2 separate regions of the Homo sapiens genome follow, and region 2 is linked to region 1. A link is a loop called in an ENCODE intact Hi-C map of the cell type or tissue named here. Cell type or tissue: chondrocyte. All regions are shown on one strand. Each heading gives the region's core, and the rest is flanking DNA. Links, peaks and the distances in the headings are about the cores only. Region 1 holds the start of HS3ST3A1 (heparan sulfate-glucosamine 3-sulfotransferase 3A1). Region 2 has its middle 140 kb from the start of COX10-DT.

The links. Hi-C counts contacts between places; a loop is a spot of excess contacts. Peaks named below come from ENCODE experiments on the same cell type or tissue, not always from the same donor. Only the 100,000 strongest peaks of a DNase experiment are listed, where the experiment ranks them.
Region 2: a loop joins it to region 1, with 2.9 times the contacts of the local background. A loop is called at or near these places in 5 of 110 quality-filtered maps.

What each region holds. Positions count from the first base shown.
Region 1 is chr17:13,597,026-13,605,025 of GRCh38, forward strand. It overlaps HS3ST3A1 (heparan sulfate-glucosamine 3-sulfotransferase 3A1), which reads right to left and starts at 4,904. Exons shown (of 2, transcript NM_006042.3): 1 at 3,506-4,904. The coding sequence starts at 4,104. RefSeq lists an enhancer at 3,858-4,478 and a silencer at 5,327-5,621. In chondrocyte, for the core only: CTCF peaks have their summits at 898 (motif pointing right), 1,102, 4,022, 5,368 and 1 weaker place; DNase peaks (open chromatin) are centred at 3,555, 4,086, 4,876 and 5,447.
Region 2 is chr17:13,922,147-13,935,621 of GRCh38, forward strand. No RefSeq gene overlaps it. Among named protein-coding and RNA genes, the nearest start is that of COX10-DT, 140 kb to the right of the region's middle. RefSeq lists enhancers at 359-891, 892-1,424. In chondrocyte, for the core only: no CTCF peak of the experiment used is centred there; no DNase peak of the experiment used is centred there.

The DNA.
Region 1 (8,000 bases), core at 1-8,000:
GCTCTAGAATAAAATGATTCTAGTGATGTCCTTCTCTGCTGAAATTGTCCAGATTTGGCTAAAGAAAAGAAACTGAAATATAAGAAATAGACATGCTAGTGTAAGAGACTGGATAATAAATATTTCCTATCTTGTACCAAAATAATAGACTGAAATATTATTGAATCTAAACATTTATATACATACATATGTATGTGTATGTGTACACACATATTTAACTACTTTATTAATAAGTATCTTTTAGCTTACAAGAAAAAAGAGACATACCTTTTAGTTGGTACAGACAGAAACAAGCAGAAGAGAGCCTCCTTATTAAATTCTAAGCTCGCCTGCTCTTGAACTACAGTAGAGGTATTCGGTCCTGACTTCCAGCAAAGATCTCAATGTTTTGAAGCTAAGGAAACTTTTTCCTTTCCTTTATGAAGCCACCATACATACAAGAGAAATGGACACTATTCATTGCAAGGGACTGCTTTACCGTGACATGCAAGCCACAGACATTTGTTTTAGTGATATCATGTCTGCTAAATTAAGTAATGAGGAGTGTTTTTTTTTAAACTCCACCAGGGTCGAGTTTCTCAGCATATAAAAATTTGCCTTTGTTTTATTTATTTTAGAGAAAGTCTATTAGGACATTTAAATTAGTGAGAATAATTTTCTTTCTAGAGATTTTGAATAATAAATATTTTCTTTATCTTTACTACAAATGTGCTCAAATGAAGGAAGTGTTTATTACTTCACTCTTGGAAAAAACTTCATAAAGTATTTTATTTTCTTCCCAGTGAGAGTAATTGACTGAAAAAGTTCAGCAACAGGTATTTCTAACTGACAAACTCATTCTCCAAGACACTTTCTTCAAACTTGCTAATTGCAGCAGATTTGTCCCTTTGTGAGGACAGTAGGTGGCACTGCCACCACAAACTATCATGGCTAACTGAGTGATTTCACTGGGCAAAAAAAGGCTAGACCTTTTAGGATTCTCCCGTGTCAATGTACACCTAAAAATAATTATATAGGTTTTTCTCTTCCATAATTCACTGCTGGGTGCAAATATCTGGAATTTATTTCTGTTCGTGTGTGTGTCTGTGATAGTGTGGTCATAAGTGTGTGGTACAAATCCTGTATTGCAAAGTTTGGGCTGACTCATGCAGGTCTAACTGAATCCCCTGTTCTAAACTATTAGCTAAATATAAGTAGCTAAAATGCACTTAATATTTAAGTGGCATTCTGGGTGGGAGATTTTTTTTTCATAGACGAGCCTTCAGTCTTGCTCACAAACATCAAACTCCAAGTTCAGAGCCAAGATGAAAGAGAACTGTGGGGAAATTTCATTAAATAATCACATAATCCAGGCTCCATAGGTTGGATTTTTTTAAAATAAGTTTCCTATGTAATTGAGTTAAACGTAAATTTATGCATCCAATAAAAAACCACTGCAAATGGGAAAACAAAGACATTGCTCCAACACTTAGAAAATTAAATTCAGCAAACCGTGAAGTCTACTGTGCAGTTATTTTTGTGACCACCATAAATTGCTTTACAAAACTCTTCTGCTGCAGTAAACAATCCAAGAAGAGATTTACTTTATAGCATGCATTCAGTTTCCAAAGGAAAGAGTGGCCTACAAGTTTATGACTCTTTTTTTTTCTTTCTTTCTTTTTTTTAAAAAACTACTTGTGTTTCTAGTTACCTTGAAACCTTCCTCCCCTTACAGGAGCTCAGAAAGGTCCATGGAAAATAAGATCCAGGTCTGCAGATACACCGTGCCCTCAAATACTCATTTCTGGAATAAGAAGAAACAATCCTACTTTGTGGAAATAAAGTTTATATGGCAAAAGGAAAATAAAGGGTTTTAGTACTAAATATTTCACCATATTTAATAGCACCTCAGAGCCCAACATAGTGTTAGATGTTTCAGACAGTCAGCTTGAAATGTGTTCGCTTACAGCACAGTACGAGGCCGAATTCAATGCAAACTGCTATAGATAAGAGTTTTAGGGGTCTTTAATCACTTCTTTCTCGTGTCCTTGATGGAAAAAACAGAGCTGCCTTTGTGCTAAAAAGAAGGACCTGTTGTTTCCAGATTCAACAGGTCATTTTTATAAGAACTTCCCAGAGGATACAACATAAATGACAGAAACACAAGGGGATATTTTAAGTGGCTGATGATTTTAAATGATATATCATCTATATTAAGGGAAGGTTGTTTGTTTTTTCTTTCCAACAAATGGAAAGTTACTGTTTTAAAAGTGTTTAATGTTCAAATTCTATTTTTAGGGCCAAATCTTTTCTCTCTGAGTGGATTGACTGTAAATTCGGCTCCTGAAATCAATCTGAGACTGCAATTGGCCCCTCAAGTAAATAAACTTGTCAAATCATATCCATTTCTGTGTTGGGGATGAATGATTAATTTAATGGGCTTTTTGAAAATACCTAAATTATGTTGTAATTTTTGTAACTGTTTCAGTTAAAATAACAAAGAGAATGCATCTTTTATGAACAAGATAAACTTTATAAAATGGAAAATTCTAGCAACATAATTTTTACTGGTACTTTGAAGAAAGAAAAAAAAAGCCAATATATTATGGCAAACAAAATCCAGGCGACACTAGCTTTATTAGAATCTGGCTGATTTTATTATTAAAGGTGGTCTGAATTTGAAGAGACTGGCAAATTTAAGATTAAGATCTAAGCCAGACTTATTTCCTAAACTGTATTGGCAAAGTTGTGCCAATGTATTTTTCTCTCTGTTGTCTTCTTCTTTTAATTGGCTACCTTATTTGTAAAGAGGATTGAAGATCTTTAGAAAAGTTTCTGTCAGTCAAAAGACAAAAGTTACTTTTCCCTGCAAATATCAAAAGCACTTTACAAAACTCATTCCTTGCCCTCAAACAAAAGTTATTGCCAAGCGTCCTTTAAAATACAGTGCCTGGTTGCTTTCCCTTGCTCAGACAGACATATATTTTCCAAACTACCCAGATTCTCTGGTTCTTGACACTTTTACTAAGTCTCTATATTACTTCCCACCTAGGACAACTATCTGGCAAAAGGTCAAGGTAAATAAATACCTGATGGTAAAGACTGTGTTAACCACAAAGAACTTTCCAAAAGATAAAGAATGAAAACGGGCTTCCTTGGGAAGGAGAAGGCAATCTATTAATTGTTGAACAGGTTTCTAATTTAGAAGAGACTTTTTTTTTTTCCTTTAGTTAAATACATGAATACTTTCGCAGAGCAGGAGAAAGAGACCAGACTGGCTATTTGCTGGCAAGGGATTCCCAAGGATGAAAATTATGAAGGCCAGAATTTCCCTCCCACTCTCTCCTTCAACATCCACTTCCCAGGAAGGAGAAGGCGGAGAGGGAAGAAAGACCCTTGACGACCCTTCGCCTTCTGCATGAAGTGGGGAGGAGGGCGAACTGGGGGTCACCGAGGGCTCCTCCACGTCTTTCCCAGCCCAGGACCCCCGGATCCTTCAGCCCCAGCCCGGGCCCGCCCCGCTCACCGGTACCAGGCGAGGCCCTTGTCGTAGCTGCGGTCGAAGAAGTGGGGCTCGGCGCCCACGGCGCGCACGTCGGGGTGCACGCGCAGGAACTCCAGCAGCGCCCGCGTGCCGCCCTTCTTCACTCCGATGATGATGGCCTGCGGCAGCTGCTTGCTGCCTTCGTCCAGGAGCAGCGCCAGGGTCCCCGGCGGGGCCTCGGCCACGGTGCTTCCGGCCCCGGAGCCGCCCGGACCCCCTGACAGGCCAGGGGACTCTTCTTCCCAGGCCGCCTCCTCGCCGTCGTCGCGGGGCGCGGGCGGCCGGCGCCTCCGCCACTGCGGCAGTTGCAGGAGGCGCTTTCTCTGTGCCGCCGCCGGCCACACCGCCAGCTCCCTCGGGCCTCCGGCCAGGACGCCGCCACCAGGGGCCCCCGCCTCCTCGCCGCCGCCGGACAGCCCCACGACGGGGCCGGACAGGGTCTGGCAGCGCTCGGCCAGGCAGTAGAAGACGTAAAGGGACGTGAGCAGGGAGCAGAGCATCAGCAAGAACTTCCGGAAGATGCTGCGGGACAGCGGCTCGGCCGAGGTGGAGAGGGCACTGGCCGGGCCCGGAGGGGCCATCCTAGCCGGAGGCGACGTCGGGCAACGCGCCGGCCATGCTAGGCCTGGACCCCGACAGGTGCCAGAGCATCCCCCCGGCGGGCCAGCGCGCTGGACGGAGGCCACATCGCCGTGCGCCCCTGTGGCCGTGCGAACTGTCCCGGGAGGCAGCGGCCGGGGCTCCGCGGGGAAACGGAATCCCGGGGGCCCCGCGCAGGATCCCTGCCTCCAGTCGAGGGAGCGGGAAGGGGAACGCGGGTCCGTGCTTAAGAAACCATCGTCTTAGACTCGCCCAAGTCCTGAGCTTGGGGCAGCCTTGGCCCCTCGGTTCCCCGCAAGAGTCGCCGGAATCGGGGTCTTGGCAGCGGTGTCGAAGGCGTGCGTCTCAGCCCCGGCCCCGAGAGACTTCTCGGCGCGGATCTCCGCTCAGCGATCCTGCATCACTGGCTCGGTCCCCGTGAGGGCACGCGCGGCTGCCGGGCCTCTGCGCTCCGTGCGCTCCAGACAGTGGCGAGCGACAGTGACTTCCAGCCCCGGCTTTCTCTGGTCCCCTTGCCCGCCTGGGCGCGTTCTCTCCGCCCGAGTTCAGGTTCTCTCAGCCAAGGAGCGAGGTCCCCCCGAGTCCCTCTGCCCGAGCGGGAGACAGGAGGCCCGTGCAGAGCCGTCCACCCCTCTCCGTAGCGCCGGGTTGCTCCAAACTGCTCTTGGACCCCACCTGTGAGCCGCGTGGCTGGGCTGGGCTGGGCTGCGCGGGACCTGTCAGCGGCCCCCGCCACTCTGCTCGCAGGCGCTCACCGGCTGCCTCCTGGGCCGCCGCTGGCCGCCGCCACACGTGGGACGCCGAGGGCAGCAAACTTGCTGGTGACGTCAAAGGCCCGGGCCGGACCAGCCCCCGGACGAGCGCAGCGGGGCGCGGACCAGCGGCCAGGCGGGGCCAGACGGGCGGGGTGGGATGGAGAAAAGGTGGCGCGGGCTCCGCAGCAGCCGCCCAATGGCACTGGAGAGGGCGGGGGCGGCAGGGGCGACGCCCCTTCCCCAGTGTCCCCCATTCCTCCCCGCGGCTTCGCCCCCTTCCAGTGGATCCGGTGTCTGCGGCGGCTCCGGGGTTGCCTGAGTGACAGCTAAGGCCGGCCGGATCTCTGGGGGCCTGACTTCCACCCAAGACGCCACTAGCTTGGTGAGGGGCCCCAGAGCTCTCCACCGCAGCTCAGCCCTCCGCAGCCCTGACCCTCCCTCTCCAGGTTCCCCGCGCTCTGCTCCCCTCTTGGCACTGTTGCCCTATCCTTCCCCATCCCACTGCTTTCCATCGCCTGGAACCTACTCCTCGTCCCCTTGGAAGTTTTGTTTGCAGCAGTTCCCAGTACTGCGCTGCACGCCACGCCCCCGTTTGTCTGGAGCAAACCGAATTCCTCTGCAGCAGCTTGGACTTCTACCTACTCAACTGTCTGCTGCGGGTCTTGGAGCAAAGCTCTTTCTCGTATCAGTCTGTTTTTTGTTTGTTTGTTTTCTTTTCTTTTCTTATTTTGATTGTTTTCCCTTGGATTTGTATAAGATGATACAGTCCTCCAGGGCCTAGAAAGGAACAACCTCTTACGAAAAAAAAAAAAACCAATGCATAAATCAAAGGCAAAATTAAAATTTAAAAAAAATTCAACTCCGATTCCAAGTCCCTATGCCCAATTTTTAATGTAGTGTGTATTTCCTTAATGTTGTTTGTACTTTTGTGTGTGTGTGTGTGTGTGTGTGTGTGTGCGCGCGCGCGCATGCACGCTCGCAAAGAGGTTAAATGTCCTTTCATAAACTGCGGTTTCCTCTTTCCCTTGCCTCCCCTGACCCTATATCCTCTTCGTGCGCTCCCCGGAGAGCAGGTCAGGAAGGGATACAAACCGCCTTGCTGTCTAATGGAGGGAGGTGGCCCGTGGAAGCTGCATGAGGTGGTTTTTTGTTCTAATCCTATTTGTTCCTTATTTTTTGGCTTCCTTGCCTCCACAGGTTGCCTCACCATGTGGGCGGTAGCTTGGGAGCTTCTTACCAGCCCCTGCAAGCTGTGGAGGCAGCTTTCTGGGACCTCTGCGGGTGCTAACAAGGGCCCACCGCAGGCTCAAGGTCCACGGTGCAGGAAACTTACCAGGCATTTCTGCGTCCCCATGCAGGAACTTCGCAGCCTTTCTGTGCTCTATTTGACCACGGAAGTGGAAGTCAGCTTCCACTTTTTCAGCTTCCAAGGGGCACCTAGTGGTTCTAACTCTGGGCTTGCATGGATCCATGAATTTGTGCCCTGCTAGATAAATACTCACTGCTGGATATGGTTTATGGTTTTATGTTTATGAACTACCAATCCCAACTGATTCGACAACCAGTGAAGAGCTTTTTAGATTCTGATGCCGTAAAGCGCTGGGCGTTTACGAGGATGGACAAGCCCTGCCAAGCTGTAATGTCCTTTTGTGTTCTAAAATTGGATATTGACAAACCAGTTGAGATCTAATGCTAACTTAAACTTTCCTGTGTTTTCACATTTTTTCCCTAAGTACTTCAGTCAGATTTGCAGAAGGAAGACAACAAAACAAAGACCATTTTTAAGTTGTTTTGAAGGCATGCAGTCCCGTGAATGCTTATAAACATGCCCCAGTTTCCTGGACTGGAAAATGATGGACTCGAAGTTCCCTTCTAGCTCCAACATGACATCATAGCATGTGTTTAGTCTTTCACTTTCTGAGCACAGGTCTTTCCTTTACGTGGGTATTAAAGATGCTCGATGTAGGAAACATGGTTCTCACCATCACTTGCATGACATGTAGGGCAGCTCTGCACTTTAGAAGCAAAATGTGAGCCACAAATAAAAGCTGCATGGATAATTTTCAATTTCTAGTAATTTTTTTCTGTGTTTTTTGAAATGGGGTCTACTGTCACCCAGGCTGGAGTGCAATGGCACAATCTTGGCTCACTGCAACCTCTGCCTCCCGGGCTCAAGTGATCTTCCCACCTTAGCCTCCTGAGTAGCTGGGACTACAGGCATGTGCCACTACACCTAGCTAATTTTTTGTTGTTGTTTTTTGTAGAGATGGGGTTTTGCCATGTTGCCCAGGCTAATTTCTAGTAAATATTAGCACCTTACAAAAGGTTAAAAAAGAAGCAGAGAAAGTTATCTTTTCATAATATGTCCCATACATCCAAAAATGTGACTGTAACATGTAGTCAATATAAAAATGATTGAAGTCATGTATGTTCTTTCTTTTCATACTAAGTCTTTGGAATCCAGTGTGAATGTTACACTTCTGCACATCTCAGTTGGGACTAGCCGCATTTCAAATGCTCAATACCCCTAGGTGGCTGGTGGTTACCCTAGTAAGACAGCACAAATGGGGATGTTGTTTTGGTGGGAGGGGTGAATCTGTCAGGGTCTTAACAGGAATCAGACAGCACATTCAAATTAGGATAATGCACGGAGGGTTTATTTACAAAAGATCTGTTTATAAAGGACTAGAAAAGACAACAACCCTAGGGTAGTAGCACTGGCGCTGTCACTACCCTTATGTCTGAAAGAATGAGGGAAAGGAAGGGCTACCAAAACCAGGAGGGAAAAAGTCCATAGAAGAGGCCCTTGAGAGTGGCAGCAAGCTTTCGTGGTGACACACAGCCTGTCCAAGGCACCTCTTAGGAAAGGAATCAGGGAAAGAAATGTTCTTGATAAGACAATAGGGGATAGGTATGTGGCATTATGTTTAATCGTGACGAAAATCAAGAAGGGTGATTAAAGTCTCATCATAAAATTAGGTACAGTCACGCTACATAGCCTTTTAGAACATGTCTTCTTTCATCCACTTAGATGCTTACACTAGAATAGAAACAAGTTGGAGCTGTTGATTACTATGGTTCTTTAATGGGGAAATAAATGCCTACCAAAATACCAAAGAGCG
Region 2 (13,475 bases), core at 5,476-13,475, 330 kb after region 1:
GGTCAGAGGAGAGCCCAGCTGCTGAGTGGCCTGTCTCCAGGGGAAGACCACCTTCCCATTCCATCCCCCTTCTGGCTTTCCATCCACCTGCTGAGAGCTACCTCCACCATTCAATGAAACCTTGGACTTATTCTCCAAGCCCGCGTATAAACAGATTTTTCCAGTACACTAGGGCAACCCCGGGATACAGAAAGCCCTCTGTCCTTGCAGTAAGACAGAGGGTCTAATTGAGCTGATTAACACAAGACGAGTGCAGATGGCTAAGTTGAAAGAGGACACTGTAACACATGCCCACTGGTGCTTCAGGAGCTGTAAACACTCAGCCCTAGATGATGCCGTGAGGTTGGAGCCCACGTTCCCCACGACCTGCCTATCTGCATTCTCCCCCTAGGGGGTTGAACTGCAGGGCGCTGAAGAAGCCAGCCAGTCCCCATGTCACACACCCTGTGAGGGGAATAAGGAAACTCTTCCTGTTTCAACTGGGGCCTTGCCTGAGATCCCGGAAGGTGAGTGCAAAAGTGAAACTGTTGGATCTGCCTCTTTTCCAAAATCCTGCCACCTGTCTCTCTTTCCTGAAGGCAAAACGTTCTGTTTCCCTTCATGGAGTTTTAACTGCCCTAACGGGCCGCCAGAATCCCCAGACTCCATCTCTTTTCTCATTCTCTGTCTCACAGTTTGAAATGGCTCTTATCTCTTCCTTTATAATGTTAAGAGTTTTGCTACAGGCTGTGGCAATGTTACTAAGTAAAATGATTATTCGGCTCAGCCACCAAAGGTGCAAATCAGACCAACAGTTGTTAGAGGTAAAATCTCCTCCCCTGCCCTGACAGCTGCAGGCACCCATGGCTCAAGGCACCTCTCATTAGCCTATCCCCTCCCAGGTTGGGGGCCTGGGCATGTTCACGGCATGCAAAGGTCATGCCCAACAGCCATCAGGGGGCAGGAGGAGAAGTGCCGCCATGGCCCACGCTGCCTCCACCTCCATAGCCTGGGATGAGCTGGAAGCAGGAGAAAACTGCAGCAGTAGGTGGCACCCCACAGGGCTGAAGGGTGGGCACTTCTCACCCGCCACACCAATGGAACTTTTCCTCTCCTGGCCAAGGAATTCAACCCAGTCTGATCTGGGGGAAGAATACAAGGATTAATGGAACCCACTTGCCCTGAGCCAGGGGCTCTTCCCCCAGGACCTCCCCTTTTGCCCCTGAACCTGTTTTTCTATTTTTCTTTTTTTTTTCTTTCTTTTTTTCCTTTTCTAAGTGAGAGGGCTCGCCCTTCCCAGCACTGTTTCTGATAGGGAAGTTAATGGGGGAATAGCCCAGGCTGGCTGATAACTGCAAATTCAGCAGGGCTCATTTGAGACACTCTAAACGGATACAAAACAGCCTCTGAAATACCTTTTCAGTCCTAAACTCAATTCCAAGCTTCAGGCTGAGGCCCTAAAAAGAAAAACCAGGTCAGGGATCCAAAGCCAGGCAACAGGCATGATGTAAATGGCCAGGACCAATTCCTGCCGACTGAACCCCCCACCCCATGGAAGGAGGCCATGCTCCGTGGGCTAAACAGGCCCAGGGAACTCAAAGGTTGTCGACAGCAGGGAGAAAGGGAGGCATAGGGGAGGGTGGTTAATTCCTGTTCTCTAGGTCTTCCCTGCTTCATGGGTACACACCACATTGGTATCTATGGGCAGCACGTGCCAAGGTTGCCGGGCTCGAGGATAAAATAAGTGGAAGGGAAAGGGGGAATGCTTGTTTTCTCGCTCCATCACACTCTGAGTTTTCACTGAAAGAAGGAAGGGAATGAGGGAGACCTCTATTCCCTGTCTTTCAGAATGGACAACCAGATCGCTTCACCATACCCAGCTTATACTCCTCTGGAGTGTATTCGGAACCACTGGCACTGCTTTAACCTCAGAATCTGGAGGAAAAAATGCCTCATAGCCCTCTGTACAAAGGTTTGGCCAAATTATGAAGGACTGGGTTGGCCCCAGGAAGGAACCATTCATTTCAACTCCATCTGGCAGTTGGAACTTTTCTGTAGACATGAGGACAGATGATCTGAGGCCCCATATGTGCAGACTTTCTATACCTTGCAAGGCAATCCAGGCCTTTGCGAACAGTGTAGGATTGATCCAGCCCTCCTGTTTGCCGTCTCAGGGAAGGCTGCAAGGGGCAAGCCCGGGGAATTAAAGATACAAATCCCAGAGGCACTCCCAGCAGAGGAGCCAGCTCTCTCAAGCCCTGCTCCTCTGGATCCACCTCAACCTCCCTATCCAGCTTCTGCCTCTTACTTGCCCCCTCCTAGAAATCCTTACCCTAAATAAGCCCCAGTCTCCCTCTTGCCCCTCCAACAGATGCCCAGTGTATTTGGGCCCAGTAAGGTCCAGGTCCCCTTCTCCTACAAAACTTAAAGCAAATTAAGTTGGATCTTGGCAAGTTTTCAGATGACTCTAATAGATATATACAGACTTTCCAGAATTTCACTCAAATATTTGAACTCTCCTGGAGAGACGTTATGTTACTTCTGAATCAAACCCTGATGGATACTGAAAAGCAGGCCATTCTGCAAGCAGCAGAGAGATTTGGGGATGCGCTTTGTATCACATATGGCATCAGAGAAGGGGGCGAACATTATCCAACTGGAAGAGAAGCAGTACCCGTGGATGACCCTAAATGAAATCCCAACAATGAAATGGAAAACTGGAAGAGGAGACACTTTCAGGTGCGTGTAATGGAAGGCTTATGTAGAACTAGGACCGGGCCTCTCCATTATACTAAGTTGTCCATGATCAACCAGGGATTCAATGAAAACCCCACTGCTTTCTTGGAAAGGCTAAGCGAGGCCTGGGTAAAGCACACCTTTCTGTCTCCTGATTCGTCTGAGGGACAACTAATCCTGAAGAATAAATGTATTACTCAGGCAGCCCCTGATATCAGGACGAAGTTACAAAAACAGGCCCTGGGGCCAGACAGTATTTTAAAGAACCTCCTGAAAGTAGCCACCTCAGTCTTTTATAATAGAGACAGGGAGGCCCAGGAAAGAGAGAGGAAATACAGGAAATGGAGGCTTTAATGGCTGCCAGGCAAGCCCACAAACCCCAGAATTCCCAGGGTGCACCTGTTAACTGCTACAGATTTCAAAATGGATTGCCCAGCTGGCATGAGGAAGCCACCCCGACCCTGTCCAATCTGCAATGGAGACCACTGGAGAGTGGACTCTCCCCAGGGATGCTGGTTACTGGGTCTAGAACCAATCTCCCAAATGGTCCAGCAGCATGACTTCTGGGTCCCGGCACTCCTCTTCCCGGCTCCAGTGGCCTACACAACCATTACCATCCAGGGGCCTTGGGTAATTCTGGAAATTGAAGGGAGGAAAAAGGACCTCCTCTTGGACACTAGAGCCAGTCTCTCAATTCTCTCCAATCTGGGCTCCCTTTTTATCTCAGCATGACCATGAGGGGCAGCTCAGGAAGGCGTCTAACCCAATATTTCTCTCAACCCCTTAGTTGTAGCTGGGGAGACCTTTTGTTCACTCATGCTTTTCTAATTATGCTTTAAAGCCCAACTCCTCTGTTGGGCAAGGATATCCTGGCCCGTACGGGGAACACCATTCTGATGTCCCCTGGGCAAACTCTTTGTCTCCCCCTAATGGAGGCTGATATTAACCCAGAAGTTTGGGCAACTTGAGGGAAAATTGGACAGCCATACTAGTCCGGGTCCATCTTAAGGATCTCACCTCCTTTCCTAACCAGAAACAATATCCCCTGAAACCAGAGGTCAGGAAAGTGCTAGAAGCCATGATATACGACTTAAAGATGCAGGGCCTCCTCAAACCCTGCAACAGCCCTTGTAATACCCTGATATTAGGGGTATGAAAACCCAACATGGAATGGACGCTAGTTCAGGACCTCTGCCTCATTAATGAGACTGTGGTTCCAATGCACCTGGTGGTTCCCAATCTATATACCCTGCTAGCCCAAATGCCTGAGGGGACTAAATGGCTCACAGTCTTGGACCTAAAGGCATGCCTTCTTCTGCATACCATTACACCCTGACTCCCAGTATTTGTTTGCATTTGAGGATCCCTCTAACCAAACCACCCAATTAACCTGAACGGTGTTACCTCAAGGATTCCAAGACAGCTTCCACTTGTTTGGGCAGGCATTATTGAGCGACCTCTCTGAGTTCCTTTATCCTTAGGTGAAGGTCTTGAAATAGGTAATGAACTTCTCTTCCGTGCTCCAACTGAGGAAATCTCTCAGGAGGGCAGTAAGCCTCTCCTTAATTTTCTAGCTAACAGAGAATATAAGGTTTCAAAACCAAAACTCAACTCTGTCTGTCTTGAGTGAAGTAACTAGGCCTGGTCTTGTCAGAGGGGACCACAACATTAGGCAAAGAGAGAATTAAACCCATCTCCTCCTTTCCCCTCCCCAGAACCCTCAAGCAACTGAAGGGATTCTTGAGCATTACAGGAATCTGCAGACTACTGATACCTGGGCACAGTGAAATAGCTCAGCTATTTCATTATTATCATCTAATAAAGGAGACTCAGGCAGCTAAAACTCACTGTCTAACTTGGGAGCTGGAGGCTAAAAAGGCCATCGATCAACTAAAACAAGCCTTGCTTAAGGCACCAGCCCTCAGTCTCCCCACAGGGAAAACGTTTAATCTTTGTGTAACAGAGAGAAAGGGAATGGCACTGGGAGTCCTAACACAGACCTGGAGTCCAGCCCAGCAGCCTGTAGGCTACCTAAGTAAGGTGCACATTTTGGTAGCCAGAGGATGGCTGGCCTGCCTCCAGGCAATCGCAGCAGAAGCCTTGCTGATACCATTGGCTACTAAGTTGACCATGGGGAATAACTTAACTGTTTATACCCTGCACAATGTGGCAGGACTACTGTCTTCTGAGAGACAATAGTCTCCTAGAAGACTAATAGACAACTGTCTCCTCAAGCATCAAGCTCTATTGTTAGAAGGATCTACGGTCCAATTAAGAAACTGTCCCTCCCTAAATCCAGTCATCTTCCTCCCAGATGAAGCTGGGAAACTTGAGCATGACGGCAAACAAATAGTAGCACAAACTTGAGCAGCAAGAGAGGACCTCAAGGAAACTCTCTTAGAGAACCCAGACTAGATTGTCTTTACAGATGGGAGTTCTTTTGTAGAACAAGGAACCCACAAAGCAGGCTACGCAATAGTTACTCTAAACGATATTATTGAGAATGCACTTCTTTCCTCAGGCACAACCAGCCGAACTAATCACCCTCAAGAGGGCACTTAAGCTAAGCAAAGAAAAGACAGTTAACATATCTACTGATTCTAAATATGCTTTCCTAGTCCTTGACACCCATGCCACTATCTGGAAAGAGAGGAACTTCTTCACAGCTAATGGGTCTCCTATTGAATACCATCAGGAAATTAACAGCCTATTATCCTCAGTCTTCCTCTCATGGGAAGTGGCAGTGATACATTGTAAAGGCCACCAAAGAGGGATGGATGAAATAGCTGAGGGAAATGGGCTGGCAAACTAAGCAGCTAAAACAGCAGCCAGGGGGTCCCCAGGTCTCTGACCCACTTGAAGTCCCATTGGTCTGGGAGGGCCTCATCAGAGAAATAAAACTGCAATACTCTCCCGCAAAAATAGAACGGGCCACCTCTCAGGGATACATCCTTCAGTCCTCAGGATGGCTACAATCAGAGCACGGTAAACTTCATCTACCTGCTGCCAACCAGTGGAAAATTTTTTAAAGCCTTCACCAGGCCATCCACCTAGGTAAGGATAAAACCTATCAACTGGCCCAGAGATTGTTCTCAGGTAAAAGCCTAATACAAATGGTTAAACGAGTTGTTACTGCTTGTGAGAACTGCCTGAAAAATAATCCCCTCAATTGACAGCTTCTTCCTCCAGGAACCCAAAGGACAGTAGGCCACTAAGAAAAAGAGTGGCAAATGGATCTCACTCATATGCCAAAGGCAAGAGGCATCCAGTCCTCCTAGTGTGGATAGATATTTTCACTAACCAGGTAGAAGCAATTTCATGTCAGACAGAGAAAGCCCCTGAGATGATAAAAGTACTAATCAATGAGATAATCCCTCACTTTAGACTCCCTAAGTACCTCCAGAGCAATCCTGGCTTTTTTGCTTGGCTTCCTTCTCTATTAGATTACTGGCTTTTGGGTGGAGCCCTTTAGTGAATAGGGAAAAGAAAGCATGCAGTTCTTAGGGCCTAAACTGCACTTTTTTGTTTGTTTGTTTGAGATGGAGACAAAGTCTTACTCTGTCGCCCAGGCTGGAGTGCAGTGGTGCAATCTCGGCTCATTGCAACCTCCACCTCCCAGGTTCAAGTGATTCTCCTGCCTCAGCTTCCCAAGTAGCCACCACACCTGGCTATTTTTTGTATTTATAGTAGAGATGGGGTTTCACTGTTACGCGCGTCCGTGTGAAGAAACCACCAAACAGGCTTTGTGTGAGCAACGAGGCTGTTTATTCACTTGGGTGCAAGTGGGCTGAATCTGAAAAAGGAGTGGGCAAAGGGAGATAAGGGTGGGGCAGTTTTATAGGATTAGGGTAGGCAGTGGAACATTACAGTTAAAGGTGGTTATCTCTTGCAGGCAGGGACAGGGTCACAAGGTGCACAGTGGGGAGATCATGAGACTCATTGTCCAGGGGAGGGATACACAAGGTCGATTGACTAGTTAGGGTGAGGCAGGAACAAATCACAATGGTGGAATGTCATCAGTTAAGGCAAGAACTGGTTGTTTCACTTCTTTTTTGATTCTTCAGTTGCTTCAGGCTATCTGGATGTATACGGGCAGGTCACAGGGGTTATGATGGCTTAGCTTGGGCTCAGAGGCCTGACATTCACCATGTTGGCCAGGCTGGTCTCGAACTCCTGACCTCAGGTGATCCGCCCACTCAGGCCTCCCAAAATGCTGGGATTACAGGCATGAACCACTGCACCAGGCCCTAAACCACATTTTTTTTAACCCAAATGTGCAAGAAGCAAGTAGCCCTCTGTAGTAATGACCATTTACCATAAACAACTTCCATCAGCCACCTCTAAAACTGTATCTCTTACCCAACCATTACACACACCAAAGTCTAGTTTTCTCACAATATAATGTAATTTCTGGCACCCCCCACAAAAGCCAAAGAGATTAGGTAACAATTCAAAAGAGGGCAGAGCTTTAGACCCAAGAAGACCATCACTCTTGAATCTTCACAAGGAAAATGGAAGACCTCCACAAAAGGGGTGAGTAATACATTTTTCCGGGTTCCTAAAGGGGTCTGAGTCTTCTCTAGATCTTTTCAAACAATACTGAATATGGCAAAGAGGAAGAAGAAGTAGGAAGAGTAAAAGTAAAATGGGAGAACAATTTTTAAGAAAGGAAATGAACAGAGGCATTAAGCACATGTGTTCTTTTTTTGAAAAAGATGTTTTAGTCCACTAAAATGTTTCCAAAACAGGATCTAAAAAGAAAAAGCAGAAAGGACTTAAATTTTATATATGTATGTGTGTATATATATATTTATATATAGTATATATATTTATTTATATATGTATATGTATATATATTTTATATGTAAATGTGCATGTGTATAGGTATGTGTTTATATGTAAATATATATATTTATATTTTATATAAATCTATCAGCTTTTAATTAAGCTGACTTCTAACAGTAGGACTCTTTTTAAAAATTTTTTCAAGTAATTTATTACCAGATTTTAGCTGAGAGAAACAGCTGATATTTCAAGTCAACAGAAATATCAAACCAAAAGGGACCGATTCCTCATTAGGAAGACAACCCAAGCCATGATGGGAATTTTAACCACCAAACTACAAAATGGACTAGCCTCCATGTTAATCCTGAATGGAGTTCAAAGTGGGCAGTTTGAGTGTAACTGTTTTAGGTCAGATTTTTGATCTTTGACTTAGTCAAGATAATTTTTAAGGGTAGCCATGACACTATTATAGCTCCTTCTTTTAATTTGATCTTCCCACCAATTGTTAAGAATAAGAGATCTCTAAAATCCCTTTCTTTATTGTTAAGAATAAGAGATCTCTAAAATCCCTTTCTTTAAAAAGGATTCAGGTGTCCAAAGGATCAATCTTTTGGTCATTGACAATTAGAATTTTCAGTGGTATATTTAATCCCAATAGCAGCTCAATTCAGTAGCTCACTCAATTTCAGTGAGTGACATCAATGAACAGCCACATGCTTCTAATAGTGTACACACCATACTCTGGGGAACATGGCCTCCATATAGACCAACTTGGTATCCAAAAAGGAAACGAAGTCTGTTTGTATGATCCCTTCTTAGGGGATGCTTGTCATTGTCTGACCATTGCTGAATTCTTTAATTTTCCATTGTTATATAGCCAGATACAGAATTTTGCCAAGGATTGATACCAAGCTTAACAGTTTAAATAAACCAGATCTTTGCTGTTCCCCTAAATGGAGATCATCCAAACATTGTCAATTGCTGTACTAGCTCTCAACACACACACACACACACACACACACACACACATACACCGTTATTACAAACAGTGATGGTTACAATCAACTGATCCCATGTTACGTGCCAGTTCCCCTGCACTCATTCTTTCCAGTCCTGACAGCCCTAAAAACTATGTATTATCACCATTTTAAAGATGAGGCAATGGAAGTTTAAAGAGGAGGCTTAAGCCTTTACTCAAATACACCTGTATTTGAAACTAAACTCTGCAACTTACTTACTAGTGGCAGAATTGAGTTCCATTGTTCTATGAACTTTGCTAAATCTCACCCTGGAAAACCTCATACCTTGTAAATATACAAAATATTTTCTTTCCTATGGCTTTTAAATTTTCTAAAACTATCTACTTTTATAACTACCTGGAAAGTGTAGTAGATGCCGTTAGTTGCAATCCAGCACCCATTCTCCACTCTTCCTTCCCAAGAGAATGCCAGTTTCATTTAGGTCTGTATCATGCATATCACAGGACGCAGGAGAATTTGACGCCACTCTGAAATCCAGGGGTAGGCCTGACTGGGCTAAAGCTAAACCACTCCTCCTGGTCAGTGGTTGGTTTGGCCTTGAGCATGTGACCTACTTCTAGACAATGAGACATAATGAGAGGCCTGTCAGAGGCTTTGGAAAACTTCTCTTTATTCTGAAGAAAGCCCCAGGAAGTTACTTTTCCAAGGGTTGTAAGCAAGCAACTTGTAAACTTGATTGCTACCAGCAGCTGTCCTAAAACCACAAGCGGAACCAGTCTTAAAGTGAAGCCAAAACTGTGGCTTGCAGAGCAAAAAAACAGAAGTGAATCACATGGGTCCTTGATGACATCATCAAACAGCACTGAAGGCTACCCTATCCTGGACTTTCTCTTTATGAGCTAGTAAATTCTGTTTATTAGACATAAATCCATTTAATAACTTTCTAAACCAGTTTGAGTTCTCTTTTCTGTTGTTACAGTCCAAAAGACCCTAATTGAATACTGACAATAATACAGCCAATATGGTAGACAATGGTTTAAAAAAAAAAAAAAGGCTAAAATGGAGCACAAAATGAAGTAAATGAAGTGGGAAATCTGCCCATTGGGGGATAAGGAGACCACCAGATGAAGGAGTAAACAAACTCTTTGGGGTAAATAATCATGACTATGTCCTTGGCATCAACTGTCTTCATTAAACAAATCAGTAGTTTTCATCATGTTGCTCTGACACCAGCAGCATCAGCAACACCTTGGAACTTGTTAGAAATGCAAATGCCTGAGCTACGCCCCAGCTCTAGTGAATCAGACAGCCTGGGGTGGGGCCCAGCCATCTGTGTTTTAATAAGCCCTCCAGGGGATTCTTACGCAAGCTCAAGTGTGAGAACCACTTCCTTAAATGTATTGGGAAAAGTGAATTTGCCTGAGTCGTTCTCATTATTAACTATTAGCACTTGACTTGAAGTCAGAGTTTAGAACCTGCTGTCTTTATTCCAAATTTTTAGTGTGGGGGTCTCAGATCCTCATGTGTTTAGAGTCTTGAGTCACTGAGTAGCCGCTTCTGGCAAACTGAATCTTGTGCATGTTGACCTAAAGCCAAATTAGAACTCCCTTTACTGCTGTTAAGAAACCAAACTTTACAAAGCACCAGTCCACCCTGCAGAGTAAATAGAAACAGTTTTATTTGGTACTGGAGGCACATAGAGAAGTGTGGTATTTTCTACCTCTTTAAATTGCCACTTCTGGAACATTTCTAGTGTAGTTTTGGGCTGGCTAAGTATAGATTTTTAAATTAATGTATTTTTTTCTTGCTAAGTAATTTTATGGTTTGAAAAATTTTCTTTAATATGCAATTGGGAGGTTTAATGCTCTAAGCTCCATGAATATTTCTGTAGAGCAACCTGCTCATAGACAATTATTTTAGCAGTATCCTAGGAATGATCAGTATCATTAACACAGTGTAATCATGTTAAAAGGAAAGTGTCTTTCACCCAGGGAATGTAGCATGTGGTTAGTGTCTTGATAATTAACCCATTGCCCTTGAAAAAAACCCATTGAAGGTAATCAGAAGCAAAGACAATTAACTCCTTTCAAACAATTTCCTTTGTATCTTTACTCCCATCTTAGAAAGGAGATTCCAGAAGGACTTGAAGGAAACAAGAAGACAGGGATAGTTAGATCACGTCAGAGGTGCTGATGAGGCCACTGTGCCAATGAACGTTAGGTGTGCTGCCGGATGCGAGGAGGTTCTCTCTCTTTTCGTGATTCTACTCTATTCCTGTGACACCTCAGAAACATCAGGTGCCATGGCTTCCAGACAGGTGCTTTTTATTAGGCCCCAATCCTCAATCACTCCCCATTTCATCACCTGTAAAATGATGATATGCCTCTTTTGGAGGCTGTTATCAGGATTCAATGCAATAACTATATGCAGAAAAGATTTATAAACTTACAGTGTAGACTCATATAACACATTTTTGTTGGCAGTTCCTACTTTGACGGCTTCCTTTCAGAGGTTTCTGTTCCTTCCATCAGAGCACTTCAACATGTATAGTAAGTCACTCTGCACAGGAAAGATAAAGATAATATCTGCTTCTTTTTTTCTTTTTTTGAGATGGAGGTTCAATCTCGTTGCCCAAGCTGGAGTGCAATGGCACAATCTCTGCTCATTGCAACCTCTGCCTCCCAGGTTCAAGTGATTCTCCTGCCTCAGCCTCCCGAGTAGCTGGGATTACAGGCACGTGTCATCACACCCAGCTAATTTTTTTCTATTTTTAGTAGAAACGGGGTTTCACCAGGTTAGCCAGGCTGGTCTCGAACTCCTGACCACAGGTGATCTGCCCACCTCGGCCTCCCAAAGTGCTTGGATTACAGGTGTGAGCCACTGCACTCGGCCCATATCTGCTTCTTAATATAAGGGACTGGAAGCCTGTGATATAATTTCAAGTTAAAACAGAGTCATGTTAAGTTACTAAAAACTGCCATTCCATGTGATGAGAGAAGAATGTTCAGAATGCTTCAAACAACACTGACGGCTGTCCTATGATGGACTTCCTCTTTATGAGCTAGTCAATTCTGTTTATTAAATGTAACTCTTGTTGAGATAGGTGCGAAGTGCCAGGGAATGATTTCCAGAGGGTATGAAAATATTTGAGGAATTGAGCAATGTTTAGAGTTAGCCAGGTGAAGGAGGGACAGGAGAGTAAACAGCATGAACAGCATGTGCAAAAGATTGCGGAAAAAAACTGGAACACACAGCCCATCTGGGGAAATGCAAGTAGCTCAGAAAGGTTAGAGTATAGAATGTGTTGGGAGGGGAGTTGGGTGGGGAATAGCAAAAGGTAGAAGTGGAGATAGGAGCCTGCTTTGTAATAAGCTTGTTTGCAACCTATTTCAAGGGTTTATGACACACTCAGACACACATGCACACACTAAACCATAGAGACAGGGTAAGCCAGAGGCAGGGCCAGAAATAACCAGATCGAATGTTTGCCCGATTATCTATTTTAACTTGGCTTTTTATTAAATTAAACAGAATCTCTCCGGGATGGAAATCCTTGGCTCTTAGGTTCATTGGGTCCCTTCTGCACCAGTCTCTGCCAGTTTCATTGAGTCTGTTCTGCACCAGTCTGTTGGTTTCAATATCCCACCAACTCCTATCCCACCTATCCCTACTTTGGATGAATGGATGGTTAGGATAAGTTTGGGATGTTATCTCAATGGAAATAAGAAGCCAAAATTTTCAGCATCTGCCACCACTTCTCTCCAAGTAATATGATAAAAATCACTGGACAGAACCTGGCTTTGTGAATAATTTTCTGAGAGAACCGAGTGAATCTTTGGCCTTTATTTTTCTGTCCATAAAATAAGGAAGAGAATAAATGTGCCGGGTATCTGAAAAAGTGATAGTGAAAAACAGAAAAGGAAAGAAAAAGTAAAATAAAAATCAGGGTTATTCCCAGAAGAACTGGGTCCTGAATGGAATCAGGATGCAATACTCCCCAAATTCTCCCAACAAGTATCTCAAATACGTGACAACTTTATGTACATAAATGATGGTCAAAATGAACATTAAGACTGTTCTAAATGAAGCATCCTGAGAAAAAACAACGGGGGAGGATGAGTTAATTCCTAACAAAGCTATCTTATATGTAGCGAATAATTTCTACCTTCCTATACCCTATATATAACCCCTCAGTTACGAGAAGTTCATGACAATTGTCTGCTTTGCATCTGAAATTTATCTTACTCCTCAATGCAGCCTCTAGCCCCCCACTGCATTTTTGTGATAATATATTACAGGTGGAATGAACTGCAAATTATGCTCAACTTAAGAGTTGTAACTGGTGGAGGAAAGGGGCTCGCTGGTGATTAAAATCTAGAGATGGCTCCAGTTTCAGGAAATATGGACCAAGCACTGTCACACTGACTTTCTCACTATGTGCAGCTGTAAGTCCCGAACCAAATGCATGAAGTAGTTATTCAGAGCCTGTGAAAAATAACTAGTAGCAGGTAAACTAGGAAAAAGGATTAGAGTGTGATGTGCCATTGAACTGGGAATGTGAACGGATTTACCATCTTTTCTCTTATGGTATCTCCAATATGGAATCAAGGAAGCTTGAAACCAACAGGGATCCATGCAGACAGAGAGAGCTCTAGGAGAATCCCTCTAGTTCTGTATCAAGAAGCAGGAATGAAGTATCCTAATATTCAGGGAGAGTGGGGGAAAATCTCCCATTTTTAAATTTTTTGTTCATTAATTTCTGATTTTTTTAATTCTCCTCATCCCAGTCCCCAGTGCCTGTAGTGGTAGCAACAGTAATGGAAGAGAGGACCCATGGAAGCCTAAAATTCTGAACCTTTCTTTCTTATCAGAGGAGTAGTGGGTCCAAAGGGGTGGAGATCTTTCCCTATTATTTTCTTCCTCTCTCTGCTCTTCTGCAGTTTTTCAGGCATGTTACAGAAAGTATATAGTAGAGCAAGGCACATGAAACCCCAT